Regions from separate parts of the Homo sapiens genome. Here region 2 is linked to region 1. Evidence: chromatin loops called from intact Hi-C (ENCODE). Cell type or tissue: HCT116. All regions are shown on one strand. Links, peaks and the distances in the headings refer to the core of each region. The heading gives the core; the rest is flanking DNA.

What was found. A loop is a pair of places that touch in the nucleus more often than their neighbours do. Peaks named below come from ENCODE experiments on the same cell type or tissue, not always from the same donor. Only the 100,000 strongest peaks of a DNase experiment are listed, where the experiment ranks them.
Region 2: a loop joins it to region 1, with 3 times the contacts of the local background. A loop is called at or near these places in 5 of 110 quality-filtered maps.

What each region holds. Positions count from the first base shown.
Region 1 is chr15:99,694,667-99,711,451 of GRCh38, reverse strand. MEF2A (myocyte enhancer factor 2A) reads right to left here. Exons shown (of 12, transcript NM_001319206.4): 9 at 8,067-8,090; 10 at 4,597-4,723; 11 at 692-818. Among named protein-coding and RNA genes, the nearest start is that of LYSMD4, 30 kb to the left of the region's middle. In HCT116, for the core only: CTCF peaks have their summits at 6,891 (motif pointing right) and 7,582 (motif pointing left); DNase peaks (open chromatin) are centred at 6,881 and 7,621.
Region 2 is chr15:99,416,259-99,433,043 of GRCh38, reverse strand. LINC03080 (long intergenic non-protein coding RNA 3080) reads left to right here. Exons shown (of 2, transcript XR_007064775.1): 2 at 1-3,537. It overlaps LOC105371017 (a long non-coding RNA gene), which reads right to left. Exons shown (of 5, transcript NR_188335.1): 5 at 15,821-16,785. Among named protein-coding and RNA genes, the nearest start is that of LINC03080, 11 kb to the left of the region's middle. RefSeq lists a silencer at 7,636-7,695. In HCT116, for the core only: a CTCF peak has its summit at 6,969 (motif pointing left); no DNase peak of the experiment used is centred there.

The DNA.
Region 1 (16,785 bases), core at 3,671-11,670:
GGATGTCTGGCCTCATCTGGGCGCCACTGTAAATCCTCTTTGCTTATATCCTTACACCCTGCCCATACGGAACATTCTCTTTGTGAATGAGGTTTGGTGTGTGCATTGGGCTGGGATCAGTCACACAAATCCTATGGAGCCTGACTGATATATAAGACACCCTGTCCCCAGTTTTCCTTCCCTGTGGCCCAGGGAGAAAGCAAAAGCTCCAGCTTGTCTTCCTATTCTTGTCTACAGATACTCACCAAAGCAGTCAATGGCAAGGGTGGCAGGGAGGCCTGAATGCCTACAGGCTGCCTTTCAAGCAGTGCAGCCAGAGGCAGGTGCTTGGGAGCAGGGGTGCAGTAGGCAGCTTCATCACTGGTCAGAGGGCAGAAGGATGGTGCATGCGGGTGGTATCTGTGCCTTCAGACCCCTTCAGATCCTGGTTGAGTCTCTCTACCTCAGGATGTCCCTATGGGAGAAGCCTTGCTCCCCAAATCCCTTCAAGGAATGCCTAGTTTGTCAGTATCCAAGCTACTGTCTAGAGCCATGTAAGAAAATATTTTCTCCCGACACTTGTATCTACCTGAAAAGGAATCATTACAGGATTCCTCACACGAAACTCAACAGAGCAAAAGGCTGTCACTGATAGGAAAAGAGAGTGTGTAGGCCAGGAGTAAAGATGCAGGGAAAACTTCTAGTTACTCACACAAGAGAGCTGAGGGCTGCTTGTCCTAGGTGGTGCTGCTGCCAGGCCGACACCTGTCCCAGCGACAGCATTCCTGGCGAGTTGAAGCCTTGAAGGGCTGACAGGTCAGCGCTGGTCAGTGAATAATCTACAAAGGAAGACAAGAGGGCTCTGCATATGATGGAAGGTCCATACGGAATCTATTTTTTACGTAGCTACTGCAAAAGTTCCTACATTGAGGCCAGCCATGCTGGCTCATGCCAGTAATCCCAGCACTTTGGGAGGCCAAGATGGGCGGATCACTTGAGGTCAGGAGTTTGAGACCAGCCTGGACAACATGGTGAAACCCCGTATCTGCTAAAAATACAAAAATTATCCAGGCGTGGTGGCGCATGCCTGTAGTCCCAGCTACTTGGGAGGCTGAGGCAGGAGAACTGCTTGAACCCGGGAGGCAGAGGCTGCAGTGAGCCGAGGTAGCACCACTGCACTCCATCCAGCCTGGGCAACAGACTTCCTCTCAAAAAAAAATAAAATAAAAAGTTCCTACATTGAGAGAAGCCAGATACTTCACAACAAAACAACATACATGTGGGTCTAAAATCCGCAAAATCTTTTCTTGGAAGATTTACAGGATCTAGCAATATTTCTTTGTCTGGGATGATTCAAATAAGAGGCCATCATTAAAGAGTGTTCTGTACAATTGTTACTTTAAATATGCCTGCCACTACCCTTTGGAACAAAGAGAAACACTCAACCTCAACCAGAGTGAGTTTGAATCAGCAAGTCTTAATGAAGCAAGGGGTTGGGGGACAGGGAATAGGGGACAGGAAAGACAGAATCCCTACATGGGGTGCCAAGCTCAGTGACATCATTACACAATTAGTAAGCGCATTTGTTTAAAGTACCTAGACTGTCGCAAACTCCCTGACAGCATGCAAGAGTTTCAACTTCATGAAAAAACTCGGTGTCCTAGAGTATACCCAGCTCATATCATATGAATGCTTCAGTCGTAATCACTGGGACCAAGATTTAGGACGTTAGTTATCACTCACACGGGGAGTTATTTCAGCTCATCATTAACACTTGTCTTTCTCACTTGGTTCCAAAGAGAGGTGGCAAAACTCTTCTACTTTTATCTTCTTTCTCATGTCTCAAGAGAGGTGTTTAAAGAAATTGGTCTTCCTAGTGAATTAACATTTTAAAAAAGGAACGGAGTTGAAGCGACACAGCTGGTGCTCAGGGCTGTCCTGACTCTGCCCTTGTCATTCTATACACTCCCATGGGCTGGGGCAAGGACCCGTCACACTGACGCCTTCCCCAGTGCTCCCTCCGGCCCACAGTCTCCTTCGACCTCTAGATCTTTTAAACGACCTAGTGCCATGTCCATTTGGACGCCACTCCAAACGCCACACATCTGACATGGCCCATCCTTTCCTGCAAACCTGTTCCTCCTTAAGTACTCTTAGTACATGGCACCAACATGCACCCAGCAGCTCGTGCAGAAGCCCATGGGTGTTATCCTTGCTACTTCCCTTCCCTCTCACTCCCAACATCAATTTCCAGGTCTGAGCAATTCTATCTGCTCTCTCTCAAGCCTGCCCAGGTCTCACCATCTCTACTGCCACCTCTCTAGTCTATGCTATCAGCACCCATTGCTTGGACCACTACAGTAGCCTCTGATGTGGCTTCCTGGCATTGCCTTTTAACCCTATATACAGCAAAGACATCTTTTTAAAATAACAAATATGGTCATGGCACTCCTCTACTTCAAAAGTTTTTTATGGCTCCCCAATGCTCTCCGGACAGTTTCCAAAATCCTTGACATAGTCTACAAATCATTACTTACCTCTCTAGTCTCAATTCTAACCACCCACGCTCTGTCCCCATTCCTTCAGCCCCGTCCCGCCCGCAAACTCCTAGCCTTTGTACAGGCACACCCTCTCCCAAGAGCACTCTGCCTCCTCTGCCTGGCTGAGTCACGCATGTTCCTTCCTGTCCGAGCTGAGACACAGCCCTTGACACAACTGCAGCAGCTTATCCCTAGAGCTGTGTGTCTTGTGCCTTCCCCCCAGGCTTCACTGCTGACTGCACTCCTGCATTTCCAGTGCCTGGCACAGTGCCTGCCACACAGCAGCTGCCTGATAAATATTTGCTGAATAGATGTGGAAATAAGTTAAAAACAACATGGTAAACTTCAAACAGAGTAAGTGTTACGAGAAAGAGAAGAAAGATAAAGTCGGTCAAAAGGTGGCATGAGACTGACGCTAAGCGACTGATGATTTTGAGAGCCTGCCTCCATTTTTATATGCTTTGGTAATTTCTTTTATACTTTTAAAAAATAAATTCCCAATTCAATGGCATTTCTAAAAATAAGTATAGTGGAATTTCTAAGTATACTGAAAAACCTGTAATGAAACGGTCAGTAAACCATAATCTGACACCCAGTTCAAGCTCCCTCTTCTCAGCCAATACACCTTTGAACAGTATAGCTTTGCCCTCCCTTCTCAATTCTCAGAGTATAAATTCACAATCACAACAATTCAGGACTTCCCCTCCACGGTTACCCACTTAGGTATGTCCTGCCTCCTCACTTGGAATAAACTTGGAGAAAGCTATGTCCCTAGTACAGTCTCTCACAGAGCAGGTGATCAATGCGTCGAAACAGAATTTCTATGAATGCTTCATCCCTGGCTTTACTCTGGAACCTTGTTCTGTGCAAGGCACTAATAACAGGCTATGATTCACAATCCCTAAGATAGTATGCAGTTGACAAATTTGGGCATTATTTTTCATACTAACGGTTGGAAAAGTAATGGATATTTCCTAAGAGACTTTTTTTTTTTCAATAAAACCTTTTATTGTTGATTCTGTTTTAAAAGAACTTCTTAGAATTCAAGTGGCAATCAAATGTTATCAACGCTCTGTCCCCTCACGTAGCTGCGGACAGCAGTTTCAAAGTTCTGTGCCAAAGCATTTACCCTGAAGGCTAAAATCAGACCATCTTTACCACAGTCTACTTATGACACTCAGGAGAATCATAATAACTTCTCTGCATTGCAGTCTCTGAGTAATGGGCAAGGGAGAATTGAACTACTGCCGTCTTCCTCTGAAGCATCAGGTGTTTGGCTCAGCTGATGAGAAAGCGAAACCACATGTGTTTTCCACTCCTTCTTAGATTGGTAAATTTAAATGAAACCAGCTGCCCTCGATTCTCCATACAGTCTGCTTGGCTAAAAGCACTCCTACGATCACTGTAATATTCTTAAACTTTCCTAATACAACCCCAAATTAGGGCATTTTAAGATGAAATGCCTAAATAAACATAAATGAAGGAAAAGCTCCCCTCAAAGGCAGAGTGACTGGCTCCGAGGAGAAATCAGAACAGCCCTTGTTTTGCCCCTCAGGTGCACATGACATGGACCAAGCTAGTGGTTACAGGGAGGAAAACAGCCTGTTCGACACAGCCAAACGTCGGCCACCTCCTGAAGTCTCAGGTCCAAAGGGATTCATGTCTTTCCCAAAGCAGGTTAACACAGCATAAAGACAAACATCTTATTTTAAAAGCCTGGAAAAGCGTGATACTGTATGAAGAGAAACTACATCAGCAATACTCAAGCAACAGGCTGCTCCCCTCTTGGCTTGATGCATGTCACCATTTTGCTATCATCCACGTGGCTTTGTGTCAGGGGTTAAGTGAAAGTTCACACTGGAGAAGCCGGAATAACTTACTCATCGCACTATCCACACTATCCATTTTGTTTGTAATTTTTTCAAGGCTAGCACATTGAAAAATACATCCTAATTTAAATCTAAAAAACTGGAAATAGTTTATTTCAATAAATATACTTAAAAAAAATCACAGAAGCACACGTTGATCACAAAACAGAGAGCGGTAAAACCTACGGAAGGCACCAGAGCAGGCTCACCAGTGTTGTAGGCAGTCGGCATTGCTGAGTACACAAGTCCTTGCGGAGGCAAGCTTGGGGTTGTCACAGACACGACTGGGGTAGCAAGAGGTTGAGTGGCTTGAGAACTACTGATCCTCTGGGTATTCTGTGAGATCAAAAAAGAGAAAATGTGTTCTGATGTGGTATTTATGTTGACTTAAAAATCACTTTCAATTTAAGTGACATTTTTCACAGTTTCATATGAATGTCATTTTCTGAAGCACTGATGATGTGAAAACTTCAAAAATACTAGTGAGAATAACTAAATATTTAATTTGAAGGGTCCTATTTTTACATTAATTCTTTTAAAATAGTTGATTAGTGTCAGACACCCCACGTTAAAATAGGAACTTCTGTTACAGGCATTAGCACTTCTATTTGTTGCACAAAATGAGGACTTGATGCCACTACAAATACTGTCAGACTCCCCTAAATGAAGTATGTGTAGGTTTTAAATACCTGATGATGGCAAAGGTCATCTGTATATATAGGGATTGTACGTCTATGAGTATAGGAATCAAAACTACTTTTCTTTGCGGTATTATTTACGTGTTAACACGGTTTGAAGTCATGGCTTATTGGGTGCAGCTTGTATTCTTATTTCTTTCTCTCCAATCATGCAGTTGACCTATTTTTTAACAACAGATTCGGACATGTATCCCTTCATAGTCCCCTGGCCTTCTGTAGCAGAGGCTTTGAGTAGAGAATTTTGAATCAAGTACTGCCGACAGGGCAGTGGAAGAGCAATATTAAATGCTTTTTGCCAACTGGATGCATCTGTGTAGCATCCTATCCATGCTGGGAATGGATAAAAAAAATTCAACTATTAAATAATCCAGTTAGTCTAAGACAGTCATTGTCCTTAACGTGTAGGAGTACGACAGAAGCAGTTTCTCGCCAAACTGGCTTAAGGTAACGGTTTTTGAAAATCAAAGATCAGAGGAACACAACAGACTCTGTGTCACTAGCACATAAGAAAGCCACAGCACAACTCTATTTGTTTTTTATAAATTATGTTACAGCCTGATAACTGACATTCGGGGGTCTGAGCCAAATCAGTAAAGTATAATTCAGTGCCTTTGAGATTATGAAGAGTTAGAATGTGATTCCATTTTCTCTATCACAATTTTCAAAAGGGTACATCAGACAAAAAGGCCTTTGGCTAGATGTAGACACTTACAAACATTCGATGAGGATCCTGATCTCAGTTTATTTCTTTTTAATTTCTACTTTCTAACCTAGGTTAGAAGATGTGAGAAAGATCATGTGGATGTGGATGTATTGCCTGAGTTTCTGTCCCAGATTCACCATTTCCTAGGCATTGGGAAAATAATTTGACCTCTCTGAACTTCTTCATTGTCAAATAAAGAAGATATAGCAATCTTTGTCCTGGCTGCCTTGCACAGCTACTGTGAGAATCAAATGAGGTTACTATGTCAGAAGTGCTTTCATAACTGAAGTACTACACAAATATAAGATAATATCCTTATTGTCCTAAGAAACCCTCTGTCCCAAATTTCTATATAACTGGTGGGAAAAAAGATACATATTTTTATTCCTTCTAATCCATAGCCTAGTCTACTGCAGCTTTCATGAAGTCAAGTTGTTCTAGTATTGCTCGGCTTCTAAAGGAATCTGTCGCTGGTCTTAACAGTACAGTCTTTAGTGCAGGCCCCAGGGCACCTGTCCTTCTGCACTTCGGATCAGAGTCATCCACAATTATACTTTAGAGCTCAAGGCAAGCTGAACAACTTTCTAAGTTGTAACGGACTGTGCTTCTGATTATATTTTGGTTCTGGCACATAAAGTTCTGCATTTTTAATTGATTAAGTTTTAAATAATATAAATGGCTGTTTATAAGTTTTTAGGTATGTATTTTAAAGTCTTCAAGGACCTAATATATTTATCTCTGAGGTTCTGTAATTACAGATGTACTCTGAGGAATGTGGAAAATCAATGTATGCCAGTTCGGAATATATTTTAGTCTCAGCATCAAGTTTATAAATTTAATGACTTTTCGAGATAGAGATCTACTTTGGACTTAATTTCTTCTTTAATATTTAGTCTGGAACTTCATAAGTCCAATCACTAGGTGAAAGAATACAGTATGACATAGTTTGGCCTGGACCCTACCTACTCCATGGCATCATCTTCATGCAATCTCCTGGCATGTCTTCAAAAGCAGTGAAGACTTCAAACACTAGTTCCACTCATCTAAGCTCCTCATCTCAACGGCACTGAGTTCTACAAGAGTGAGTGATTTTCAGAACCACAAGAGGGCAGTATAGTGCTAGATAATTCATGGACGCATTCACAACTCCTTGAACAGTGAGGTCTAACCTAAGGTGAATTATTTTAGCTTGAATTATAAACTCTCATTTACTGATCATTATGGTATCATTAAGTAAAGTGTTTCTCCAAAAGATATTCATAATATAATTCAAAACATTTACAGCTGACTAGAATATTTCAGTTGGCCAATACAAAACTACACCCAAAACTGTGAGTGATCACAAAGCTAAATAAAGAACAATCTCGTATTTTAAGGGGAACAGATAACCTTCTTTGAAAAGAAAACAAACTGTGCAAAACACACCAGCATGCATAAACATGGAATATTAAAACCAACGGATGCCTTCCTCCCCCATGCTTTCATGCACTCTTAACCTTTGTCCATGCTAAGAAACATTTTCAAGTTTTTATTCCCCTTAAAGTCCTTTAATTAGCAGCTGACTTTGAAATTATATGATGACTCCTGTGAGGTTTTGGTTTTAGTTCCTAAAGAAGAAATAGATCAACTGCAAGCTGCTTTTAGTCAAGTTTATTTTCTAGAGGAAAAGCCAACAGAAAACGTTTGTTTTGGAAAAAGGGCAATAGTTGCTTTTAAGAAAAGAGCGCCTTCTGATAGAAAAGTAAACTTATATACACATTCAATTACAGACATTCCTTTTAGTAAACAGGGAACCCCCTTGTGGTTCAGGCTGTATCATGCAGGATGAAATAATTCCAACGCTGAAAAAGGTGACCTCACCAAAAATGATGTAATCTTTTTGAAAGAGAAACAACACAACATCGTGTGTTACAATCTGAGGAACTTCGAGGGTGAAGTCATTTTCTAAAAATATTTCAATAATTTGGAGAGCTATATAAGGTATTTTGTATCTTTCCTTAAAAAAAAAATTAACAAGTATCCTATGCTCATGGACAGCTACTGTTTTTAAAGGCTCTATTCCAATGTTCCCTCCAACAAATAAAATGGGTCAACACATACAATTATAAATAGAAAAACTAGAGTCTGTAGTACCAGTAGATTGCTTTATTCAAAGTGTTTGAATAGTGTTTAAAAAAATTTGTGTAACAAAGGGAACATTGGTTAGATAACAACACGTAAGAGAATTAGTACTTTCTACATCTTTTTCAACTTCCTTCAAGCAGAAACCCACACTCACCAACTCCAATTCCTCTTCCTCCGACTGTACTCAGCACATAAGAGGGATAAGAGAGTTACTAAGACTGTTGGTACTCACAAACAAAATATTTCTTTAGAAAAAACATATTTGGACACTAGCAGCTGTCTGGAACTCTAAAGAGACGATTATATACACAACAGATAGAAATATAAATTACTTGTCTCTACTTGTTGAGTTTTCAAAAGACTAGAAAAATTATTTTAAATTCTCTAGGGCCAGTATTCAAAGACACCCTCCTACCCCAACTTGGTCTGCTCTCATGCTGGCCTCTTATACATAGTCATGCTACTGCAACAGTATTTAAAAGGGGTTCCTCATCATGCTATCGATCTGTATTTGGAACTGTGAGAATATCAACTCTGTACTTGTAACTCTGTATCTTAATCACCCTACTATTACCCCACCTGGTGATACATGTTATCTATCTCCTACTGAATTCTGCTTCTTGGCAGAAAGAAACTGCTGTATGTTTTATTTCCCGCAGGAGCTAGCAGTTATAAAACAACAGGAACACAAACATTTGTTAATAAATACATGAGTTTTAAATACCAGTTTTATATATGTTTATCATTTGCAAATATATTTTCATGTGAATAAAATGACTTCAATGGAGAAAAACCACATATTTGAAGAAAATGAGACTGAAGGAGAAATGAATTCATAAGTCATGTAAAGAAAAGAAATAAGGCTGGGCACGGTGGCTCACGTCAGGAGTTCAAGACCAGCCTGGCCAAGATGGTGAAACCTTGTCTCTACTAAAACTACAAAAATTAGCCAGGTGCGGTGGCAGGTGCCTATAATCCCAGCTACTCAGGAGACTGAGGCAGGAGAATTGCTTGAACCCGGGCGGCAGAGGTTACAGTGAGCTGAGATCACGCCACTGCACTCCAGCCTGGGTGACAGAGTGAGACTCCGTCCAAAAAAAAAAAAAAAAAGAAACATTTTTGCTCCTTTTCTCCATAACATTTAGAAAATATTAACATGCTAGAAACAGTCTAATCAGTTTTTACTTGTTTTACTTGAGTAAGTTAAGCTTCTCTGTCAGTCTGTGAAAAGTGTCATTGTAAGTGCCACTGATACATGAAGCCCTAATCTGGAAGAAGGTTTCTCTGTAAATGGTGTGTGTAAAGTAGGTGGGACCGATTACTTACTCTGAAAAACAATCACTTGATCTACAACTGCTATCTCCAATGTGGGCAAGATGCTATTCAACTGTTTTGTTATAGATATCTTTACATATCTCCAAACACAAGGTACACACCAAAATATACTGTCTAACATTATAGCTGTGTATGTGTAAAACATATGGTTTTCACTTTAATATACAGGAATAAGCGTGTAAATAGTTCATACGACACATTTTGAGTTTTCCATGGAGATCCTTCATGCTCTCCTAACAATCAGACATAACTTTATTAAGCAATTGCTAAAATGCTTAAATGGAGTTTGTCTCTAAATTGGCAGTTTACTAACAATTCTTGTAAACATTTCTGTACCCTACATGACATTTTGTAGAGTTTATTTCTGAAAGACAGTAGCAAGTATTGCATATCCAGTACCTGAAAGGTGAGCTATGGGACCATCCTAAATGCCATTTTTTCTTGGCTCCCTTTTGGGGTGTATTTCTTTGTTATGTATGTATGTATATATTTTAAACTATTTATTCTGAAATAATTTTAGACAGCATTTACAAAGAGAGCTCCCTCACATCTCACTCAGCTTTCCACATTGTTAACATCACAAGGAAATACAATGCAGTTGTCGAAACTAATAAAAATAATACAGCACCAATTAAAGCTTTGGACTTTACTTGGATTTCACCAGTCTTTCAACTGATGTCCTTTTTCCTGACCCAGGATCAGATCCTGGATCCCACAAGCCTTTAGTTCTCACATCTCCTTCGTCTCCTCTGCTCTGTGACAGTTCCTCAGTCTTTCCTTTTCATGACCTTGACAACTTGTTTTGCATGACCTTGACAACTTGTTTTGAAAGAGTGCTGATCAGTTATCTTATAGAATGTCTCTCAATTTGGGTCTGATTTTCATTCATAATCAGATAGAAGGGCATGGATTTTTGCAAGAATACCACAAAGAGACATGGCTTTCTTAGCATGTCATATTGGAAGGCACATGTTGTCTTTATGTCCCATTACTGGTGATGTTAACCTTGATCCTCCGGTTAAGGCAGTGTTTTCCAGGATTCTCTTATTTCTAATTCTCTAATTTTTCCCTTTGTAAGAAATGAATATTGGGGAAGAGACATTCTGAGACAAAGCAAAATAGCTTTTTACTTAAACTTTTTGCCCACTTATGTTAGCATTTATCCACTGACTTTGCCTGCAACAATTACCATTGTACTGTGGTGTTCTAATGCTGATTTACTCTCTCTCATTCTTTCTACATTTATTAATTAGTTATTTTCTAAGGAAGAGTTGTCCCTTTTTCCCCTTATTTATTCTATCATTTATTTATATCAGTAATGGACTCAATGTTTTTTATTCCCTGGGCTATAATCCAATACTATTGTTATTTTGTTACTCAAATTGTTCTAGTTTTGGCCACTGGAAACTCTTTTGAAAGGCCAGCTCCCGTGACTTTTGATACGCACTTTCTTAACCTCTGACAACCCCGGCTCATCCCGTTTCCCTGCCCCAGCTCTACAACAAACCATTTTTTTCCAAGCAGCCCTGAGTCCTTGTATTAGAAAATGGTGTTCTGAAACTAAAATCTGAGCACCAGGTATGTTCAGTTACTGGATGCTATTGCCTCACAGACCTCTCAGCAAACAGAGCTAGGAAATATATGATGTATACTAATTCATATGTACACACAACTGTACCTTTTTTGTGTGTGTGTGACAGGGTCTCGCTGTGTCAGCCAGGCTGGAGTGCAGTGGTACAATCATAGGCCACTGCAGCCTCGACTTCCTGGGCTCAAGCGATCCTCTCACCTCAGCCTCCCAAGTAGCTGGGACTATGGGGGCATCCTACCACACTCGACTAATTTTTGTATTTTTAGTAGAGACGGGGTTTCGCCATGTTGGCCAGGCTGGTCTCAAACTCCTGAGCTCAACATCTGCCCGCCTCAGCCTCCCGAAGTGCTGGGATTACAGGCACGAGCCACTGTGCCCAGCCAGACACATACGTACATATGTGTGTGTGTGTGTGTGTGTGTGTGTATATATACACACATATATACGTATGTGTCTGGCTGGGCACAGTGGCTCATGCCTGTAATCCCAGCACTTCGGGAGGCTGAGGCGGGCAGATGTTGAGCTCAGGAGTTTGAGACCAGCCTGGCCAACATGGCGAAACCCCGTCTCTACTAAAAATACAAAAATTAGTCTCCACTAAAAATACAAAAATTATATATATATATATACACACACACACACACACACACACACACACACATATAAACTCTTACTGAATCCTTCAACTATAACCCTGAAACACAGGCTCATTCTAGACCCCACCCCCAACCCCCTGGGTTATCTGCAACTTTCTCCTCCAACCATGAGAAACCTGGCTGCCTTTATCTACAATGTCCATTTGTTTATTTACATTTTATATTTATTTATATGTTCAACCCTTTGTGTTTGTGTATGTGAGGGATGAATTTACCATCTAGAGCACAGTGATTTGCTACAATTTCGTTGGTCTCTAACCTTACAGTATCCAGTCAAAAGTTTCCAAAGTTACTTAGACCAGGTTCTTGCTTCCTCACCCCTTCAATATCATGTTACTTATCTGTAATAAAGTTATATTCATGTGTGACAATATGCATTCCATCTTGGGCTCCCCCGGAATCTTTTTTTACTAAATTGCATTTAGTAAAAGTCACTCTTTGTAGGTACAGTTTCATGAGTTTCAACAAACACAGACCCATGCATCTAACAAAACAGCATCACACAGATTAGTTCCATCACCTCAAAAATTCCCTATTAACCCTTTATAGTCAACTCCTCTCTCCACTCCCAACCCATGGCAGCCAGTGAGTTTTGCATTTTCCAGAATGAAATATAAATGGAATCATACACTACTGCTTCTTTTACTTAGCAAAATTCACTTAGGATTCATCTGTATTGCTGGGTGAATAAACAGTTTATTGCTGAGTAGCATTTCTTTATATGGATGTACAGTGTGTTTATCCATTCATCTGTTGAAGGACATCTAGGCTAGTTTCAGTGTTTCACAATTATGAAAGATACGGGTTTCTTATAAGTATAGTTTTCAATTCATGTGCGTAAATACTCAAAGAGTGGCATTACCGGATTGTACAGCAAGTTTTTTTTGTTTTTTTTTTTTTAATTTTTAAGACAGGGTCTTGCTGTGTTGCCCAGGCTGGTCTTGAACTCCTGGGCTCAAGCAGTCTTCCTGCCTTGGCCTCCCAAAGTGCAGGGATTATAGGCATGAGCCACCCTGCCTGGCCAGCAAGTGTATATTTAAATTCATAAGAACTGACCAACTCTTCAAAGTGGCTGTACCATTTTGCATTCCAAAGATATGGGAGAGATTTTCTGCTTTGCATCCTCACCAGCATTTCTAGTTTTTGCGTTTTTGTTTTTTTTTTTGAGACAGAGTTTCACTCTTGTTGCCCAGGCTGGAGTGCAATGGTATGATCTTGGCTCACTGCAACCTTTGCCTCCTGGGTTCAAGCGATTCTCCTGCCTCAGCCTCCTGAGTAGCTGGGATTACAGGCATGCGCCACCACCCCTGGCTAATTTTGTATTTTTAGTAGAGATGGGGTTTCTCCATGTTGATCAGGCTGGTCTCGAACTCCCAACCTCAGGTTATCTGCCTGCCTCAGCCTCCCAAAGTGCTGGGATTACAGGTGTGAGCCACCGCGCCCAGCCGTTGCGTTTTCTTAAATTTTAGCCATTTTACTAGATGTGCAGTTATATCTCATTAGGTTTTAATTTTCAATTCCCTAAGCCTGATAATATTGAGCATATTTTCATACACTTATTTGCCATCCATGTATCTTCTTTTTGAAGTATGTGTTCAGATCTTGTGCCCTTTTAAAAATGTTTTCTTACTGTTGGGTTTTAAGAATTCTTAAAATATTCTGGATACAAACTCTTTATTGGATATGTGACTTGCAAATACCTTCTTCTAATCTGTAGGTTGTCCTATACTCTCTGAACAGTGCCTTTCACAGAGCAAAACTTAAGTTCAACCTCCAATACATCAGTTTTTTCTTTATGGATCCTGCTTTTTGTGTTGGATTTTCTCCTCTAAATTTCAGTTTCCTGTTTTAAATTTGGGTCTATAATCCAATTTTAGTTAATTTTTTAATAAAGTTTGAGTTATTTTCAGACTTTGGGTTGTTTTTGTTTTGTGTATGGATGTAGAATTGTTTCAACACCATTCGTTGTAACCACCATCCTTTCTCTGTTGAATTGCCTTACTACCTCTGCCAAAAACCCAGCTGAATATATACGTATAGGTGTAAATTTTCTGAGCCGTTTTGTCCACTGATCTATGTGCCCATCCTTTTGTCAATATCACACTTTCTGGATTACTATAGCTTTGTAGTAGGTCTTGAAATCGGGTAGTAGTAGTATTTTTTTAAAATTTTGTTCCTTCTTAAAATCATTCTAGCTATTGTAGTTCGTCTTTACCTATATATTTTAGAATCAGCTTGTTAGTAACTACAAAAGAGCTTGCTGGGATTTTGAAATTGTGTTTAATCTACAGATCAATCTGGGAAGAAATGACATCTTGACAATACTGAGTCTTGAAATCCATTAACATGATGTATCTATCTATTCATCTAGGTCTTCTTTCATTTCTTTCATCAGTGTTTTGCAGTCTTCAACATACAGACTGTACATATTTTGTCAGAATTTTACCTAGATGTTTCTTTTCCTTCCTTTATTTGGGGTGTTATCATTTTTTTTTTTAAATTTCAAACTCCAATTGTTCACTGCTGGCATATAATCGATTTTTATATATTAACTTTGTACCCTGCAACCTTGCTAAACTCACTGATTGGTCCGAGGAGTTTTTTTTGTAATTTCTTTACACTTTTCTACATGAAAGAATCTATCTCCTATGAATAGAGGAAGTTTAATTTCTCTCTTCCCGATATATATGCATTTTATTCATTTATTTTTGCCTAACTGTACTGGCTAGGACTTTTACTACCATGGTAAATATGACTGGTGAGAAAAAAAAATATCATTACCTAGCTCCAAATGCTAGAAGACTGAATGCTTTCCCCTTATGAAGTATTTTAGCTGTATATTTTTTGTAGATGCTCTTTATTAAGTTCCTTTCTATTACTAGTTCATTGAGATTTTTTTTTTTAAATGATGAATAGATGTTCAATTGTTAATATACTGATTATACTAATGAATTTTCAAATGTAGACTCAGCCTTGCATTCCTGGGATAAAACCAACTTGGTCTTGATGTATTATCCTTTTTATATATTGCTCAATTTACTTACTTTTTACTGAGGATTTTTGTGTCTAGAGTTCATGAGGAATATGGATTTGTAGACTTTTTTTCTTGTGTTGGCTTACTTTGGTTTTGCAGCGGGGTAATGCTGACCTAAAAAAATAAGTTGGAAAGTGTTCTCTCCTAATTTTTTCTGAAAGAGACTGTGTAGAATTGGTATCACTTTACATTTTCCTTTCTTCTGCTTGATTGGGGTTAAGTTTGCTCTTCTTTTTTGAGTTTCTTAAGGTAAGAGCTTAGATTACTGATTTGGGATCCCTCTTTTCAAATATAGGCATTTGTTGCTATAAATCTCACCTCATCACTACTCTAGTTGGGCCTCAAAATTTTGATGCTGTATTTCCATTTTCATTTGGCTATATGTATTTTTAAATTTCCTTTGAGATTTCTTCTCTGGTCCTTGGGTTAAAATATGTTGTTTAATGTCTAAATATATGGCCATTTTCCTACTACCTTTCTGTTACTGATTTCTAGTTTGATTTCCTTATGGCCAGAGAATATAATATGCCTGATTTCAATTCACTGAAATTTGCCAGTTTGTTTCCTGGCACAGGATGTGATCTTGGTGAATGTTCCATGTGCACTTGTGAAAAGTGTGTGTTCTGCTGTTGTCGAGTGATGTGTTCTATAAATGTCTCTTAGGTCATGTTGGTCGAGTGTTGCTCAAATCATCTAGATCCTTACTGATTTTTCTGCCTACTTGTTCTATCAGTTACTGAGAGGGATATAGAAGTCTCCAACTACAATTGTGGATTTTTCTACTCACCTTTTAGTTCTATCAGTCTTCACTTTATGTATTTTGAAGGTTGCTGTTAGGTGCATACACATTAAAGACAGTTATTTCTTGGAAAGTGGACTATGTCACGTCCCTCCTTATCGCTGATACTCTTCCTTGTTGTGAAGCTTATATTGTCTGAAATTAATAGGTCTGCTTTAGCTTTCTTTTTGGTGTTTGCAATGGTAAATTTTCTCCCTTCTTTTATCTATGTCTTTATATTTAAAGTGGATTTCTTGTAAGCAGCATTTTTCTTTTTTTTTTTTTTGAGACGGAGTTTCACTCTTGTTGCCCAGGCTGGAGCGCAATAGCATGATCTTGGCTCACTGCAACCTCCGCCTCCCGGGTTCAAGTGATTCTCCTGCCTCAGCCTACCAAGTAGCTGGGATTACAGACGTGTGCTACCATGCCCAGCTAATTCTGTATTTTTAGTAGAGACAGGGTTTCTCCATGTTGGTCAGGCTGGTCTCGAACTCTCGACCTCAGGTGATCTGCCTGTCTCAGCCTCCCAAAGTGCTGGGATTACAGGCATGAGCCACCACATTGCTTTTTAAGAAACACACACACACACACACACACACACACAAATCTGACAATCTTTTAACTGACGCTTTCTCACCACATTCAATGTGATTACTTATATGACTGGATTAAAAGCTACCATTATCTTGCTTTTTGTCTTCTTTTCTCCCATTTCTTGGGCTACTTAGTAGAGCATTTTTTATATTTCTATTTTATCTCTTCTACTGACTTATTTATACTTCTTTAAAATTTTCTTCTGTAGTTGCACTAGGGTTTATAATATACACCTTTAGTTACCTTGAGTTCATCTTCAAATAATATTTACATCATGTGTAGAGTCAATTCCTCCCTCCCATCTTTTGTTGTCATATATTTTATTTTTACATGTGCTACAGAAACAAAATACAGTTACTATTTTTGCCTTACATAGTCAGATACCTTTTGGAGCAATTAAAAAGAGGGAAAGCACTCGGATCTTGGTTTCTTTCATTCTCCATAAAAATAATGTTCCTTGGAGAAATGCCTGATTCTAGGACTGGGGCAGAAAATACACAAGATAAGCCTAGAATATATTATAGTGCCGGAAAATAAAAAAGCGCCTGCTCCCCCTGAAAAAAAAAAAACCCACAAAAATAAGGATATATCAAAGGGACATAGGAATCAAGTAGATAGCCCTCAAAAGCTGAAGCTAGAACAAAGCAACAGAAAAACGTGGTATTGTATTATAAACCAAAGTATTAAAATAAATGCCCACGAGTCCATATTGATAGAAATAAATGGTTGAATAAATGAGAGAGAAGAGATAAATCTCCCGTGCAGAAGAATTCCAAATAATTTATGTAGATATCCTTCTCTTAAGAAAGTGAAGCCTTAACTCCCCACTCCTTAAAAGTGTGGGCTGAACATGGTAATTTCCTACCCAAAGGCTACAGTATGAAA
Region 2 (16,785 bases), core at 2,809-10,808, 280 kb after region 1:
GGCAGCAGGAGCTGCCTGCCAGACAGGACCAGAGGGGATGGCAGTCCGCTCGGGTGAGGGGTCCACAGGCAGAGGGCGTGGGGGGCTAGGAGGTCTGGGGGCCTCTGGGGAAAGGGGGCCCCAGAAACCAATGGGAATTATGGGATCTCCTCAAAGAACATGCTGGAGCAAGGCTCAGCTGCCCACTGCTGCCCCAAAAAGGCTCAGCTGCCCACTGCTGCCCCAACGGGAGTCACTGCTCACACAGAGACCGCTCCTTCCCCAGCCACTCCAGCCAGTGACTGGATACGGTGCAGGCACTAGTCCCTAGAACCAGGCCATTCCTGACCCACCAACTGCCCTGTATGCAGGCCTCTCTCTGGGGCTTCTCATCAGCCTAGCAGCACGGCTTTCTCAGGGCTTCCCTGGGTACGCACGTCCTCCTACCCAATCCCCCTTCCCTCTCTCCCTGTCCCAGGTTCAGACCTGCATCCTGGCTCGAGGCTGTCTCCCCATCTGCCACAGGTGCTTCCCCCAACGGATCTCTTGCCCCTCTCCTCCTGGCTTGGGGTCTGCTCACTGGAGGACCTGGATGGACATGACAGGGCTCAGACAGGACTTGGGAGGAGCTGTGAGCTCGCCATCAGGGCCAGCCTTGAAGGACGGGTGTGGGCGTGTCCCCCATCAGGATCCCGCTGTGGGTCTCCTTCCTGCTGTGGGGGCTGATGAAAGATGCAGGCCAGACACCTGCACATCTTTACCCTGTGCTCAGCAGCACCCCCTGACAGGGCACCCTCCCCACTACATCCCCATTCCATTCCAAAGGAAGAGACCCTGAGGGTCTGGAATGAAGAACCCCTTACCCCAGGTCAAACTGATGTTGCTGGAATCTTTGGTTGGGTCTCGACATTACCCCATATGGGCAACAGAGAAGGACTGCCGAGAGCTGGGCAAGGCCCCATGCCTGCTCCTCCTGCTTGTGCTCTCTAGATCAGAGACCCTCCCAACCTCTCCCGTAGGGGCCTGACTCCTCCCTGGTATGTCACCTTTGCTTGATCTAGGCCTCTGGAGGGGCGGCAGCCTGTCTCCCCGCACCAGCTGGGGTTCTGGCCCTGGTGGTTGCTCACCACACCTCCGGGGGCTGCCACGCGGGGTCATGTTGGTACCAAGGTTCTCTGTGGGGTGCAGGGATGACCACTGGAGAAAAGGCCAGCCCTGCCTTCCGCTGCTGCCTCAGGCTGGTCCCCGTGCCTCGCTCAGGCGGGCCAGTGACCCTCCTCACCAGCCATGGCTTCTCTTGTGACAGGCCCAACGGCAGGCCAGGTCCTGAACCCCGCAGGGAGGCCGGCCTATCAGGTCTTCACATGGCTGGGGGCACAGCCAGCCACCAGCATCCTTGTGCTGTCCCCATGGGGAAGAGAAGGGAACGATGTGTTCATAGACGCCAGGGCAAGTGGGCACGGGCAGCGCACGGAGGAAAAAGTGACTCCAATCAGAAGGGGAGTGGGTCTTGGCAATACACGTCTGGGTGGTCAGTCCCCAGAGGTGGGCACTGGGCTGAGCTCTCTCTCATCCGACGCCACCCCTGGGTGACCTCCGTTACATTTCCTAACCTCTTTGTGTGCCAATCGCCTCGTCTGGAAAAATGGGAATGGAGGAGAGTTGTACCTACCCAGGGTGGTTCTGTGGGCATTTAAAGAGCAACTTCATGTGAGACGTGGAGTCCATGTGTGGCCCATGGTGGGCTCCAGGAAATGTTGGTGATGACAGGGATGAGGGAGCAACTGAGAGCCGGCAGTGAGGTGACACACCCAAGGTCACGCCACCAGCAGAGGTAGCTGGTCACGCTGCTGAGAGCCGGCAGGAAATAGATGCGGACAAAGCAGGGTCGGTTTTCAGCTTCTCTCCACGGAAAGGCCGGCTGAAGTTTCCCTCACCACGCAGAAATCGATAAGCAGGAGGTTTTTAAAAACCACCTCCCCATTGAACCTGCCACTGCCGGAGCTGAAGGCTGTGCGTTTTGTGGTCCGCTCTGCCCCAGGGCCACTTAGGGTGCGTCCACGCTGGGTGTGCCAGGCATGCACGTGGGCTGCAGACGCCCAGGAGGCAGAGCCGAGCCTGCCAAGGTTATGCGTGCACCTCTCAGCTCCCTGCTTAACACTGCGTTCCCGGGAGAGAGATTTCTCCCTGGCTGCTTCACATCCAGAGGAGAACATCAGCTCTCAGCAGAACATAAGGCAAGTGTGAAAACAACTTTTTATCTTTTAAAATTTTTGTTTATATTTATGTATTTATTTTTTGAAATGGAGTTTCGCTCCTGCTGCCCAGGCGGGAGTGCAATGGCGCCATCTCAGCTCACCACAACCTCTGCCTCTCAGGTTCAAGCAATTCTCCTGCCTCAGCCTCCCGAGTAGCTGGGATTACAGGCATGCACCACCACACCCGGCTACTTTTGTAGCTTTAGTAGAGACAGGGTTTCTCCATGTTGAGGCTGGTCTCGAACTCCTGGCCTCAGGTGATCCGCCCGCCTCAGCCTCCCAAAGTGCTGGGATTACAGGTGTGAGCCACTGCACCCGGTGAAAACAGCTTTTTATGCCAACTGGGGCTCACTTCCAGGGGAGGCCTTTCCTGGAGGCCCCCATTCACTGCAATTCCTCAGCCTGGCTTGGAGTCATACCATCCCTCCTATCAAGAAACATTGCATCTGCAGCGATCCCCCAGAGTGAGTGGCTGGGGGGCTGCGGGAGGAGCAGGGGAGGTGCTGGAACACGTCAGGTCATCAGCAGTGTTGCTGAAAAGCTTGGCCAGGAAACCCAGATCAGCCACCAAGAACCTGAGGGCCAGCACATGGGAAGAAGAAAAATAAGGTGGTTTTTCTGGGATTTTTGGGAATATTTGGGCCTCGACCCTGCCAGGATAGGTTAGGTGGTGCAATGGTCACAAGCCCCAAGTCTTTGTGGCTGATAGCAACAGAAGCTTCTTTCTTGCCCACAGTAAGCATCCGTCGTGGTTGGCAGGAGACTGATCGTGGTCATCTATCCAGGACTGGGTTGACAGGAAGCCACCATCTTAGACTGTCAGCTTCCATTTCAGAGGGAAGGAGCCCTGTGGACGTTCTCACACCAGCATTCAGAAGCTCTTGCTGGGAAGTGTCACAAGTCACCTGTGCTCCCTGGCTAGGAGTAGTCCGTTGGCCACCCAAACACCTGGGGGCTGGCCAGGAAGGCAGTCACACAGGGGCCCACCATGGGTCTGCCCAGTTCTCAGGCACCAGACCACACCCAAGCAGGACCCCTCCTCCCCTGCTTCCCCCTCCTGTCCCCACCAAAGCCACATGGCAGGCAGATCACATGTCACAGAGCTCAGGGCCAGGCCTGCCCAGATCCTGAGGCTGGGCCACCCCTGAGAGCTTCCTATGTGAGATGTCCACTTTTTTACATTTAAATTTTACTTTTAAAATTCTAAATTGATAAATTACAGTTGTATGTATTTATGGGTACAAAGTGATGTGATGACTGATGAATACAACGTAGAAAATTAAATCAAGTAATTAACATATCCATCCCCTCACATACTCATCACTTGTTGTGGTAAGGACATTTGAAATTTACTCTCCTGGTGATTTTGGAATGTACAATACATTATTACTTACATATTTACCACACTGTGCAATGTATCTCAAAGAAAAGAAAACTTATGGTGCACACCTGTAATCCCAGCCTTACAGGAGGACAAGCGCAGGAGGATCCTTTGAGCCCAGGAGATTGAGACCAGCCCGCGCAACACAGCGAGACCCCATTTCCTAAAAACAAAAACAAAACATATATTGCTCCTGCCTAACTGAGACCCTGTGCCCTTTGACTGTCATCTCCTCACTCCCCTCACCAGCTCTCCCACAGCCTCTGGCACCATTCTGCTCTCTGCCTCTTTAAGTTTGATTGTTTTCCATCCCACATACAAGTGAGAACCTGCGGTATTTGTCTTTCTGTGCCTGGCTTATTTCACTCAGCATAATGTCCTCCAATTCCATCTATCTTGTCACAAATGACAGAACTTCTTTCTTTTTTACAGCTGAATAGTATACCACTGTGTGTATACACCATACTTTATCCATTCAACCGTTGTTGGATGATTAGGTTGATTCCGTAACTTTCGAATAGTGCTGCAGTGAGCATGGGCATGCAGACCACATGTCTGCTTTTGATCTTTTGAACAAGGACTCAGACCCCAGTGACTCACACATTTTCTTATTAAAAAAAAAGTATACGTATAAATTATATATGTGTACATATATGATATATACATATGTTATGTGACCATATCTATACACACATGTATATACACACATACAGCAAGGGTCTCCAAAGACTTCAAACTATATGTATGTATATATATAGATAGATGTGCACACCACTGCACCCGGCCAACTTTTGTGGTTTTTTTTTAGTACAGAGGGGGTTTCGCCATGTTGGCCAGGCTGGCCTCGAACTCCTGACCTCAGGTGATCTGCCCACCTCGGCCTCCCAAAGTGCTGGGATTACAGGCATGCACCACCACGCGCAGCCTAACTATCTATCTATATATATATATACGTATAGATAGATGGACAGATGTTCCTTGCAGCTTTCCTTTGGAGATGGCTTACAGCTCTGGAGAGAACCCGGGGTCCCAGCACCTTTGCCATTATAACCCATGAGACCTAAGGGTCAGCGAAGGGGCAAAGAGGTCCTGGAAACCATCTTGCATCAGTATAGTCCCTCATCAGAGGAATAAAGTGGAGCCTCAGGAGGTAAAGGACGGCTGGTGTCACCAGCTAGATCAGGGATGTGTTGACTCCCATTCCATCGGAGGGATCTGGGACCCTGCAAGTGACGCTGAGGCGTGGTCCTGCAGCATTCCCGGGTCCCCCTGGATTGCTGCACCGTGTCTCAGCCTGAACTGGACCACCTCTGCTCACACTGCATGCATGTTACTGCCTGTGACCGGAAGCACTCTAGTCGGGTTGCCCATCCCCTCACATACTCATCAGCTTTATTTCTTGCCACTTGCAAGAAAGTGAGAGCCCGAAGAGTAATGCCCAGGCAGTAAGAGAGGCGAAGCATCTGATAGAGCCTTCTTCCCACTTTTATCTAATCCGATCCATTTTCAGTAGCTTTTCTGCATAAGAGAGCCTCTTCACATGGACATCCATGCATCCACCCACGCGTCCACCCACGCGTCCACCCACGCGTCCACCCACGCGTCTACCCATGCGTCCACCCAGTCGTTCAAAACACATTTTCCTTTCCTTCTAGTTTACTGAGCACCTACTCTATGTCAGGTGCTATATTCACCAGCTTACAGTAGAATGATGACCAAGTGAAGATGTTGGCCCTAAGGAAAATAAGTGGCTGCTCTTTGATTCTTCCAGGGAGCAGATTTTGATTAGAGAAAGGAGTCCAAATAGTACAAGGCAGGAAAGACGGGAGGGGCACAGAACAGTGAGGTTGAGGCTGCAGAGAGTGGGGAGGTGGTTGCTAAAAGACTCTTCACTTACAATTCACGCAGCAAAACTGACCACCTGCCAAACTCCATCCGGGGAGAGGTCTGGGTGCAGAGACCCCCAAATAGCCTAGGCAGACAGGTGTGGGGCCACCCTCAGTGCAAGGCGAGGGCTTGTGGGGTCCTTCCAGAGGTTGCTGAAGGTGATGAGCTGCCATGAAAGATGGTAACGTCTTTCCCGTAGGCACAAGAGGAGAAAACAGTGCGTGGTGCATAGAGACCTTTGCAGTGCAGAAGGGGTTATTATTATTACAAGCCAGATGTGCCCCACTTGTTACTGAATCATCGGGTTGACTCTAAGTTTTAAAATCCAATTTCCAGGCCCTCTTCACCTGCCAGCTGGGCAACAGCAGTTACTCTCATTGGAGACCCTTTCCCTTCGCCACTTCCCAGGCTACTCCAGACTGAATGCATTCAGGGAGTCACCTCCCAGGTCAAAACCTGCTGTGATACCATCACCCTGCAGCACAGACCACAGTCCCAAGCCTCCCATTCTTGACTCTAACACCAGCCCAGCCTGACCTGCTGCAGGGTGTGGCCTGTGACCACATCTGTGCTCCGTCCACGCTGCTTCGTCCAGCCTCCCACGCCGATCCCCAGAGTAGCTCCCCGGGATGCTCTCTCCTCATCACTGCATCTGCCGCCCGCCCAGGCCCTCTGACTTTACCCTCCCGCAGGCCCCTCCCGTCTGAGGTGCTCTGGAATGCCTGTGGTGTGATTGTGCATGAACTTTTACGTGCCTGCGTCCATGCTCGAGAGCGGTCTTGCCTGAACCACCTTGTCTCAATAATCAGCATGAAACTCCTCAAAAGAAACAGAGAGGCCCCTCAGAACATCACGGAAAAGACGATGGCTCCAAAACAGCTAGATTCTAATCCCAGCTCTGCTGCGGGGCGCGGCCTCGGGCACACCTGTGCTCCGTGCATGTGACGTGACTCTCAAAAGCATCCATTTCCTCATCTGGAAAACGGGACAGTTCCTGGACTCTGCGCACCTGGAAGTGACCATGAGGGTCAAATGTTTCTCAAACTGCAAATGCTTTTCAGATGCTGGCGCCGTGACCAAAGACCTGGCTCTTACATCTGCTCTGTTTTCATGGGACACAGCCCTGGGTATACAGTAGGTGCTTAATGCAGGTGACCGTGAGGAAGGGCTGTGGCCCGTGGAGGGCAGGCAGGTGGGATTCAGCTGAGGTCCTCAAAGGCTGCACTATGGGAAAGGCTGAGCGGCAGGAAAGGGACAGACAGGCCCTCCTCCTGGGGCCCAGGGCTGGGAACCAGAGCCCCTCCTTTGGCCACTCTGAGGTGGAAGAACAAGGAGCACATAGGAGGAGTGGCCCAGGCTCTCCACCTGAGGACATTCGGAGGACCTAGAAGCACTGGCAGAGCCTGAACGTGGCACCGTAGCCTCCTGCTGGCTGGAGATGTGTCTGGGCGGTGTGTCTTGGCATGGAATCCACAGCCAGCTAGCCTGAGGCGGGGATGGGGCCAGGACCCCCGGCTGTACAGACGGAGAGCCAGAGGCGGTTGCAGGTTCCCAACCGACAGCGGAGCTGATGAGTGGCGGGGCTTTCATTTGTTGACAGGAGATGCATGTCTGAGGCCAGAGCCAACTTCTTCCAGGGAGCGGCTTCCTTCCTCCTCAAAGGACACAGGGGACACAGATGTCCAGGAGGCTGTTTAGAGAGGGCCCGAGTGGTGAGCTGTGCAGGGGTCCTCACGCCCCGGCCCCGTCTTGGATATGGGGCTGGAGACTTAGGAAGTGAGTGCTGGGTCCTGGGGTTCCCTCATCCGCCTTCAGGAAGATGTGAAGGGGCTTCCTGCGGCCTTTGGCAGCATTCATCCCAAACCCCAAAGCCTCCTTCCCCTGGCTCCGTGGCAGGAGCAGTTGCATTCTCCTGTCTGAGAGGGGCCACCTCCTTCCCACCTTGCCCTCTAAGTTGGCTCAGGCTGCGCAGGGCTCAGGCTGAGGTCCAGACCCTCATGCCAGCTTGGTGCTTGGCCAGAGCTGCAAAATTGGAGCTGGGCTGCCAGGGGGAGGGCACCGCTGAGGCCTTCTAGGCCCAGACGGGCTGAGAGAGCCCCCGCCCCCCACCCCAGCCTCACCCTCCACCCGAGGCCCCTGTCATGGGTGTGGGTGACTCAGAGGAAGTTCTGGTTTCTGTCAGATTTTGAGGCTGAGGCAACCTGATCCTGAAACAATGACAAGCCTCAGAACGGTCCTTCCCACTCCCTCAGAGGAGCGTTTCAGGCCTGGCCAATAACACAGCAGAACGGAAAATGACTTTGGGAAGGAAAGGTCAGGCGGCTAGGCCTCCCATGGAAGGCAGCAGGCGGTTGCTCAGGTCAGAGGGCCAAGTGGCGCGGTCTGTGGGCACCGGCAGCTGGCAGTGACCCTGCAGATCAACCTGGGCCCGGGCTGCAGACACCAAGCAGGGGCACCTGCCTGGCCTGGCTGCCTCATGTGGCCCCCACAGCCTTTGTCAGGACACCTCAGGACAGTGGCCTGGCCTCTAGGCCAGTGGGCCAGCTCGGGGTGCTAAAGCCTAATTTGCCTGGAGCCCCGGGCCACTCATAGATTCAGGAGGAAGAGGTGGGGTAGAGGTGGCAGAGGGAGAGCAGAGCCTGGCACACAGCATTTGGCACCATAACTGAGGCAGCTGCTTTCCTTAAGGAGCTGCCACTGACAGGATCAGCACTTACAGAGCCCCTGCTGTATGCCAGGAAGTACATTTATTATTGCTTCTTGTCACATTGGCCCTGCCAGGTATGTACCCCAAACATTAGCCTCATTTCACAGATAAGAAAATTGAGGCTTCCGTGATTAAGCAGAGGCTGTGATGTCCCATCCAGAGCCCCAGCCACCCAGCTCTCCTGCAGGACAGGAGATACCTACTAGCCTGCTTCTCGATTATTCTTTTCTTCCCTGCCACCTTGGGAATATCCCTCCCACTTGCAAGCACAGGTCGGCTATGCCAGGGGAGTCTGTGCCCCAGGGCCCCTTCATCCATGGGGATGGGAGTCTGTAGAAATGCTCACCTCCGCCCTCTCCAGTGGGGACATTGGAGGCCTGTGTCCCACAGTCTCCCTGAGGGCCCAGTGGGTTGAGCCCATTGCCCGCAGTGGAAACCCCTCATTCATGGACCTGTCTCCCTCCCCTGCCTCCCCCTCCACCTCCACCCCTGCCCTGCCCTTCCTCGGATCACTTCATGCACCCAAGTCCTCATTGCAGTCTGCTTGAGGGGGATCCCACATGTAGCCATGCCCCTTCCAGGCAGAGAGAAGCAGCACAGGCCCCTGGCTGAGTGTGCCACGGCGGGTGCAGCAGGAGTGCAAACGCAGAGTTCAACTCGGCATCCAGCTGGAACCCATGTTAACTTGCGTTTGACCAGCGTAAGAGAGACAAGAAGATGAGTAGAACTGTAGCAGTCAAAATGCTTCAGCTGCAGGTAATAGGAAGTCCAGCTCAAACCGGTTTAAGCGGAGGCCAGGGGCTGCAGGGTGGGCATCTCCCATGGCACCTGCTCTGGTCCCTCAGTCCCCCTGAGTGGTGCACACTTCCCTCCACAAGGTGTGTTGCCGGGTGGCCACGGCTGTCCTGGGCTCGCATTTGCTCATGACAGTGTCTGGAGAGCTCCGCCTTTGAGGGCTCTTCCTGGGGCCTCTAACGAGAGAGGACTGGGGGGACCACGACAAAAAATATCTGGGTTCTTGAGACAGCAGAAAAGGTGGTGGAAGCTGGGTGAGTAGCCAGACAGTATCTACTAGAATTTTTTTTTCTCCAATTTAAGTTTCTCCCTGGTGAGTTCTTAACCCGCCGCTGACTGGCCAATGCTAGCAGACGGACACAGGGAACAAACAAGTGGCATATTAATCTTCATGGAAAAGCCTAGAAACGGGCAGTCCTTTCACAGCAGTTCTGTGTCTACAGTGAACACATGGGCTGTGTTTAACTGTGTAAACACAATAAAGTTGTGTTATGGAAGTGAACTTGTTCCTGACTGGCAGATGGATTTAAATGTAAGAGTGGTCCATGGGCCCCTCCACGGAGCTGATGCTGCCCCAGCATCCTTCCTATGGCCCTTCAGCCTCTGGCTATTGGTCTTCCTGTATCCATGCACGGCTGAGCTGGAGGCCAACACAGGAGCAGCCATTCCAGGCAGGTCTGGGCAGGGGTCCCTGGCGTGTAGCTCTGGAGGGAGTGGGGCTGTGTAAGCTCAGCGTCTTGTCTCCCTCACTGAAAATACAGGACACAATGGAACAGAATAGAGAGCCCAGAAATAAGGCTGAACACCTACAACCATCTGATCTTCAACAAAGCTGACAAAAACAAGCAATGGGGAAAGGACTTCCTTTCAATAAATGGTGCTGGGATAGCTGGCTAGCCATATGCAGAAAATTGAAACTGGACCCCTACCTTACACCATATACAAAAATCAACTCTAGATGAAGTAAAGACTTAAAGGGAAAATCTAAAACTATAAACACCCTGGAAGACACCTTAGTAAATACCATTCTGGACATAGAACTTGGAAATATTTCATGATAAAGATGCCAAAGCAATTGCAACAAAAACAAAAATTGACAAATGGAATCTAATAAAACTAAAGCACTTCTGCACAGCAAATCAACAGAATAAACAGACAACCTAAGAGTAGGAGAAGATATTTGCAAACTATGCATCTGACAAAGATCTAATATCCAGCATCTATAAGGAACTTAAACAAATGTACAAGCAAAAAACAACCCCATTCAGAAGTGGGCAAAAGACATAAACAGACACTTCTCAAAAGAAGACATACATGCGGCCAAAAAGCATATGAAAAAATGCTGAATATCACTAAGCATTAGAGAAATGCAAATCAAAACCACAATGAGATACCATTGCACACCAATCAAAATGCCTATTTTTTTTTTTTTTTTTTTTGAGACTGAGTTTCGCTCTTTTGCCTGGACTGGAGTGCAGCAGCGCAATCTCCACTCACTGCAACCTCTGCCTTCCAGTTTCAAGGGATTCTCCTGCCTCAGCCTCCCAAGTAGCTGGGATTACAGGCGCCCACCACCACGCCTGGCTAATTTTTGTATTTTTAGTAGAGACGGGGTTTCACCACGTTGGCCAGCCTGCTCTTGAACTCCTGGCCTCGTGATCCACCTCAGCCTCCCAAAGTGCTGGGATTACAGGTGTAAGCCACTGTGCCCAGCCTGCAGAATGACTATTATTTAAAAGACAAAAAAAAAAAAACAAACCCTGGTGAGGTTGTGGAGAATAGGAAACACTTATACACTGTTCATGGGAGTATAAATTATCTCAGCCATTGTGGAAAGCAGTGTGGTGATTCCTCAAAGAACAGAACTACCATTCAACCCAGCAATCCTATTTCTGGGTATATACCCCAAAGAATATAAATTGTTCTATCATAAAGACACATGAACACATACGTTAATTGCAGCACTATTCACAATAGCAAAGATATGGAACCAACCTAAATGCCCATCAACAGTAGACTGGATAAAGAAAATGTGTTACATATACACCAGGGAATACTATGCAGCCATAAAAAAGAATGAGATCATGTCCTTTGTGGGAATGTGGATGGAACTGGAGCCCATTATCCTTAGCAGAGTAATGCAGGAGACCCAAATACCACATGTATGTTCTCACTTATAAATGGGAGCTAAATGATAACACATGGACACACCAAGAGGGGAACAACACACACTGGGGCCTCCTTGAGAGTGGAGAGTGGGAGGAGGGAAAGGAGCAGAAAAACTACCTGTCTGAACTGTGCTTATCACCTGAGTGACAAAGCAGTCTTTACAGCAACCTCCCGTGACACACAGTTTATCTATATAACAAATCTACATATGTACCCTTGAACCTAAAATAAAAGTTCAAAAAAAAAAAAAAGAAAATGGAAAACACAGGACACTGTCCCTCTCCCTCCCCCAGTCAACCCAAGCTGAGATTTTTCAAGGCCTCTACACCTCTTTTAAATAATTCCCAGATGATTGAATTCCCAGATTGAAGCAAATGCTCCCAAACAGTGGAGCAACTCGGCCCTGGGGTCTTAAGCCCCCACCTTCCCCAAGAAACGAGACTGGCCTCCTCCTTTTTGCAGGGCAGTGTGGAGCAGTGGAGGAGCAGAGGCAGTGGGCTCCACTCGCAGCTGTGTGGCCTTGAGCAATGGCATCTGCCATTGCTGAGGCTTGAGTAGGTAAACAAAGCTGCCGGGAAGCTCAAACTGGGTGGAGCCCACCGCAGCTCAAAGAGGCCTGCCGACCTCTGTAGACTCCACCTCTGGGGGCAGGGCATAGCTGAACAAAAGGCAGCAGAAACTTCTGCAGACTTAAACATCCCTGTCTGACAGCTTTGAAGAGATTAGTGGTTCTCCCAGCAATCCCCAATTCAACAAGAAGAGCTAACTATCCTAAATATATATGCACCCAATACAGGAGCACCCAAATTCATACCCTTAGAGACCTACAAAGAGACTTAGACTCCCACACAATAATAACGGGAGACTTTAACACCCTACTGTCAACATTAGATAGATCAACAAGACAGAAAGTTAACCAGCATATTGAACTCAGCTCTGCACCAAGCGGACCTAATAGACATCTACAGAACTCTCCACCCCAAATCAACAGAATATACATTCTTCTCAGCACCACATCACACTTATTCCTAAATTGACCACATAGTTGGAAGTAAAGCATTCCTCAGCAAATGTAAAAGAAGAGAAATTATAACAAACTGTCTCTCAGACCACAGTGCAATCAAACTAGGACTCAAGATTAAGAAACTCACTTAAAACTGCTCAACTACATGGAAACTGAAAAATATGCTCCTGAATGACTACTGGGTACATAACGAAATGAAGGCAGAAATAAAGATGTTCTTTGAAACCAATGGGAACCAAGACACAACATACCAGAATCTCTGGGACACATTTAAAGCAGTGTGTAGAGGGAAATGTATAGCATTAAATGCCCACAAGAGAAAGCAGGAAAGATCTAAAATTGACACCATAACATCACAATTAAAAGAACTAGAGAAGCAAGAGCAAACACATTCAAAAGCTAGCAGAAGGCAAGAAATAACTAAGATCAGATCAGAACTGAAGGAGATAGAGACACAAAAAACCCTTCAAAAAATCAATGAATCCAGGAGCTGGTTTTTTGAAAGGATCAACAAAATTGATAGACCACTAGCAAGACTAATAAAGAAGAAAAGAGAGAAGAATCAAATGGACGCAATAAAAAATGATAAAGGGGATATCACCACCGATCCCACAGAAATACAAACTACCATCAGAGAATACTACAAACACCTCTACGCAAATAAACTAGGAAATCTAGAAGAAATGGATAAATTCCTGGACTCATACGCCCTCCCAAGACTAAACCAGAAAGAAGTTGAATCCCTGAATAGACCAATAACAGGCTCTGAAATTGAGGCAATAATTAATAGCCTACCAACCAAAAAGAGTCCAGGACCAGACGGATTCACAGCAGAATTCTACCAGAGGTACAAGGAGGAGCTGGTACCATTCCTTCTGAAACTATTCCAATCAATAGAAAAAGGGAATCCTCCCTAACTCATTTTATGAGGCCAGCATCATCCTGATACCAAAGCCTGACAGAGACACAACAAAAAAAGAGAATTTTAGACCAATATCCCTGAAGAACATTGAGGCAAAAATCCTCAATAAAATACTGGCAAATCGAATCCAGCAGCACATCAAAAAGCTTACCCATCAAAAAGCTTATCCACCACAATCAAGTTGGCTTCATCCCTGGGAGGCAAGGCTGGTTCAACATATGCAAATCAATAAATGTAATCCATCATATAAACAGAACCAAAGACAAAAACCACATGATTATCTCAATAGATGCAGAAAAGGCCTTCAACAAAAGTCAACAGCCCTTCATGCTAAAAACTCTCAATAAACTAGGTATTGATGGGATGTATCTCAAAATAATAAGAGCTATTTATGACAAACCCACAGCCAATATCATACTGAATAGGCAAAAACTGGAAGCATTCCCTTTGAAAACTGGCACAAGACAGGGATGCCCTCTCTCACCACTCTTATTCAACATAGTGTTGGAAGTTCTGGCCAGGGCAATCAGGCAGGAGAAAGAAATAAAGGGTATTGAACTAGGAAAAGAGGAAGTCAAATTGTCCCTGTTTGCAGATGACATGATTGTATATTTAGAAAACCCCATCGTCTTAGCCCAAAATCTCCTTAAGCTGATAAGCGACTTCAGCAAAGTCTCAGGATACAAAATCAATGTGCAAAAATCACAAGCATTCCTATACACCAAAAACAGACAAACAGCCAAATCATGAGTGAACTCCCATTCACAATTGCTTCAAAGAGAATAAAACACCTAGGAATCCAATTTACAAGGGATGTGAAGGACTTCTTCAAGGAGAACTATAAACCATGGCTCAACGAAATCAAAGAGGACACAAACAAATGGAAGAGCATTCCATGCTCATGGATAGGAAGAATCAATATCATGAAAATGGCCATACTGCCCAAGGTAATTTATAGATTCAATGCCATTCCCATCAAGCTACCAATGACTTTCTTCACAGAATTGGAAAAAACTACTTTAAAGTTCATATGGAACCAAAAAAGGGCCTGCATTGCCAAGACAATCCTAAGCCAAAAGAACAAAGCTGGAGGCATCATGCTACCTGACTTCAAACTATACTACAAGGCTACAGTAACCAAAACAGTATGGTACTGGTACCAAAACAGAGCTATAGACCAATGGAACAGAACAGAGCCCTCAGAAATAATACCACACATCTACAGCCATCTGATCTTTGACAAACCTGACAAAAACAAGAAATGGGGAAAGGATTCCCTATTTAATAAATGGTGCTGGGAAAACTGGCTAGCCATATGTAGAAAGCTGGAACTGGATCCCTTCCTTACATCTTATACAAAAATTAATTCAAGATGGATTAAAGACTCAAATGTTAGACCTAAAACCATAAAAACCCTAGAAGAAAACCTAGACAATACCATTCAGGACATAGGCATGGGCAAGGACTTCATGACTAAAACACCAAAAGCAACGGCAACAAAAGCCAAAATTGACAAATGGGATCTAATTAAACTAAAGAGCTTCTGCCCAGCAAAAGAAACTACCATCAGAGTGAACAGGCAACCTACAGAGTGGGAGAAAATTTTTACAATCTACCCATCTGACAACGGGCTAATATTCAGAATCTACAAAGAACTTAAACAAATTTACAAGAAAAAATCAAACAACCCCATCAAAAAGTGGGTGAAGTATATGAACAGACACTTCTCAAAAGAAGACATTTATGCAGCCAATAGACACATGAAAAAATGCTCATCATCACTGGCCATCGCAAAAACGTAAATCAAAATCACAATGAGATACCATCTCACACCAGTTAGAATGGCGATCATTAAAAAGTCAGGAAACAACAGGTACTGGAGAGGATGTGGAGAAATAGGAACACTTTTACACTGTTGGTGGGACTGTAAACTAGTTCAACCATTGTGGAAGTCAGTGTGGCAATTCCTCAAGGATCTAGAACTAGAAATACCATTTGACCCAGCCATCCCATTACTGGGTATATACCCAAAGGATTATAAATCAAGCTGCTATAAAGACACATGCACACGTATGTTTATTGCAGCACTATTCACAATAGCAAAGACTTGGAACCAACCCAAATGTCCATCAATGATAGACTGGATTAAGAAAACGTGGCATATATACACCATGGAATACTTTGCAGCCATAAAAAAGGATGAGTTCATGTCCTTTGTAGGGACATGGATGAAGCTGGAAACCATCATTCTCAGCAACGTATCACAAGGACAGAAAACCAAACACCACATGTTCTCACTCATAGGTGGGAATGGGAATTGAACAATGAGAACACTTGGACACAGAGTGGGGAACATCACACACCGGGGCCTGTCATGGGGTGGGGGGAGGGGTAGCATTAGGAGATATACCTAATGTAAATGGCGAGTTAATGGGTGCAGCACACCAACATGGCACATGTATACATATGTAACAAACCTGCACACTGTGCACATGTACCCTAGAACTTAAAGTATAATAATAATAATAAAAGATTATATAATCAATGCACAGGACTCAACAGTAATAGCTCAAAACATAACTGACCTAGATTCTTTCAAATAGCAAGATCAGATTAATAATACTATAGCTGCATTTTATATTTTTCTCTTAAAATTCTTTGCCTGCTCAATTAAAGAAAGAATACATACCCAAAGAAAGCAAGATACAATGACTGTGTTTTATATACAATTTTAAATCCCTATCATTTATTTAAAATCTAGACATAGCTTTGATCTACGGAATTAAACTGCATACCATCAAAGAGGGTGTAATTCTTCAGCCAATAAATCCAGGCCCACCCCAGAGATGGTGAGAGGGGGACTGTCTCGCCTGCCTCTCAGGGCTGGGCAGGGATGGGGGATGCAATCTGAGTGTACATGGGACCTCATGCACACAGCATGTCTCCAGTCGCAGAGACCCCTGCCTGAAGGATCACTCAGGGTCCAGCTAGAAGTAGAAACCACCCCAGCTCTTCGAACAGAGAGACTGTACCATCAAGAATTGCTAACCCTTGTGCATTGCAAGGGCAAAAAGTGAAAACTGAGCTAGAACAATAGAGCAGCAACTGCCAGGGGAGGGCTGGGAGCAAAGAGGCCGGGACAGAATGATTAAACTCCCAGGACTGAAGGATCTCTGGAAGCAGTACCCAGGTCCGCGAGGAGTGGGCACAGGCTGGCCGCAGCTGGTCTGCCCCAGTGAGGCGAAGGAACAGAGAAGCAGGCTCTGCAGCGTCCTTCTGCATTTCGTCCTGAATGGGCGTGGCATCCTCCAGCTCCACAGACTTTGCTGGGCCTCGTCCCCTCTGCAATCCCGTAGGGCAGGCAGCCTCTCCAATGGCCTTCGTGATTCCTGTCACCTAGGGACTGGCTTCAACTAAGTAGAATCTGGCAAAGGTAATGGGCTGTCCCTTCCAAGATTATTTGGCTACAAAACGCCTGTGCCCCCCACCTTGCCCGCCTTCTCTTGTTCCCTCCCCTTCAGAGCCCTTGCTCTGGGAAAAGCCAGCTGCCTTGTACTGAGCAGCCCTGTGATCCAGGTCTGCCACCAGCAGCTGGAGAAGGCCTGGAGCCCCAGCAAGGGACGCCAGAGAGAGCCTGGAAGCAGCCTCTCCGGCCCCAGTGGA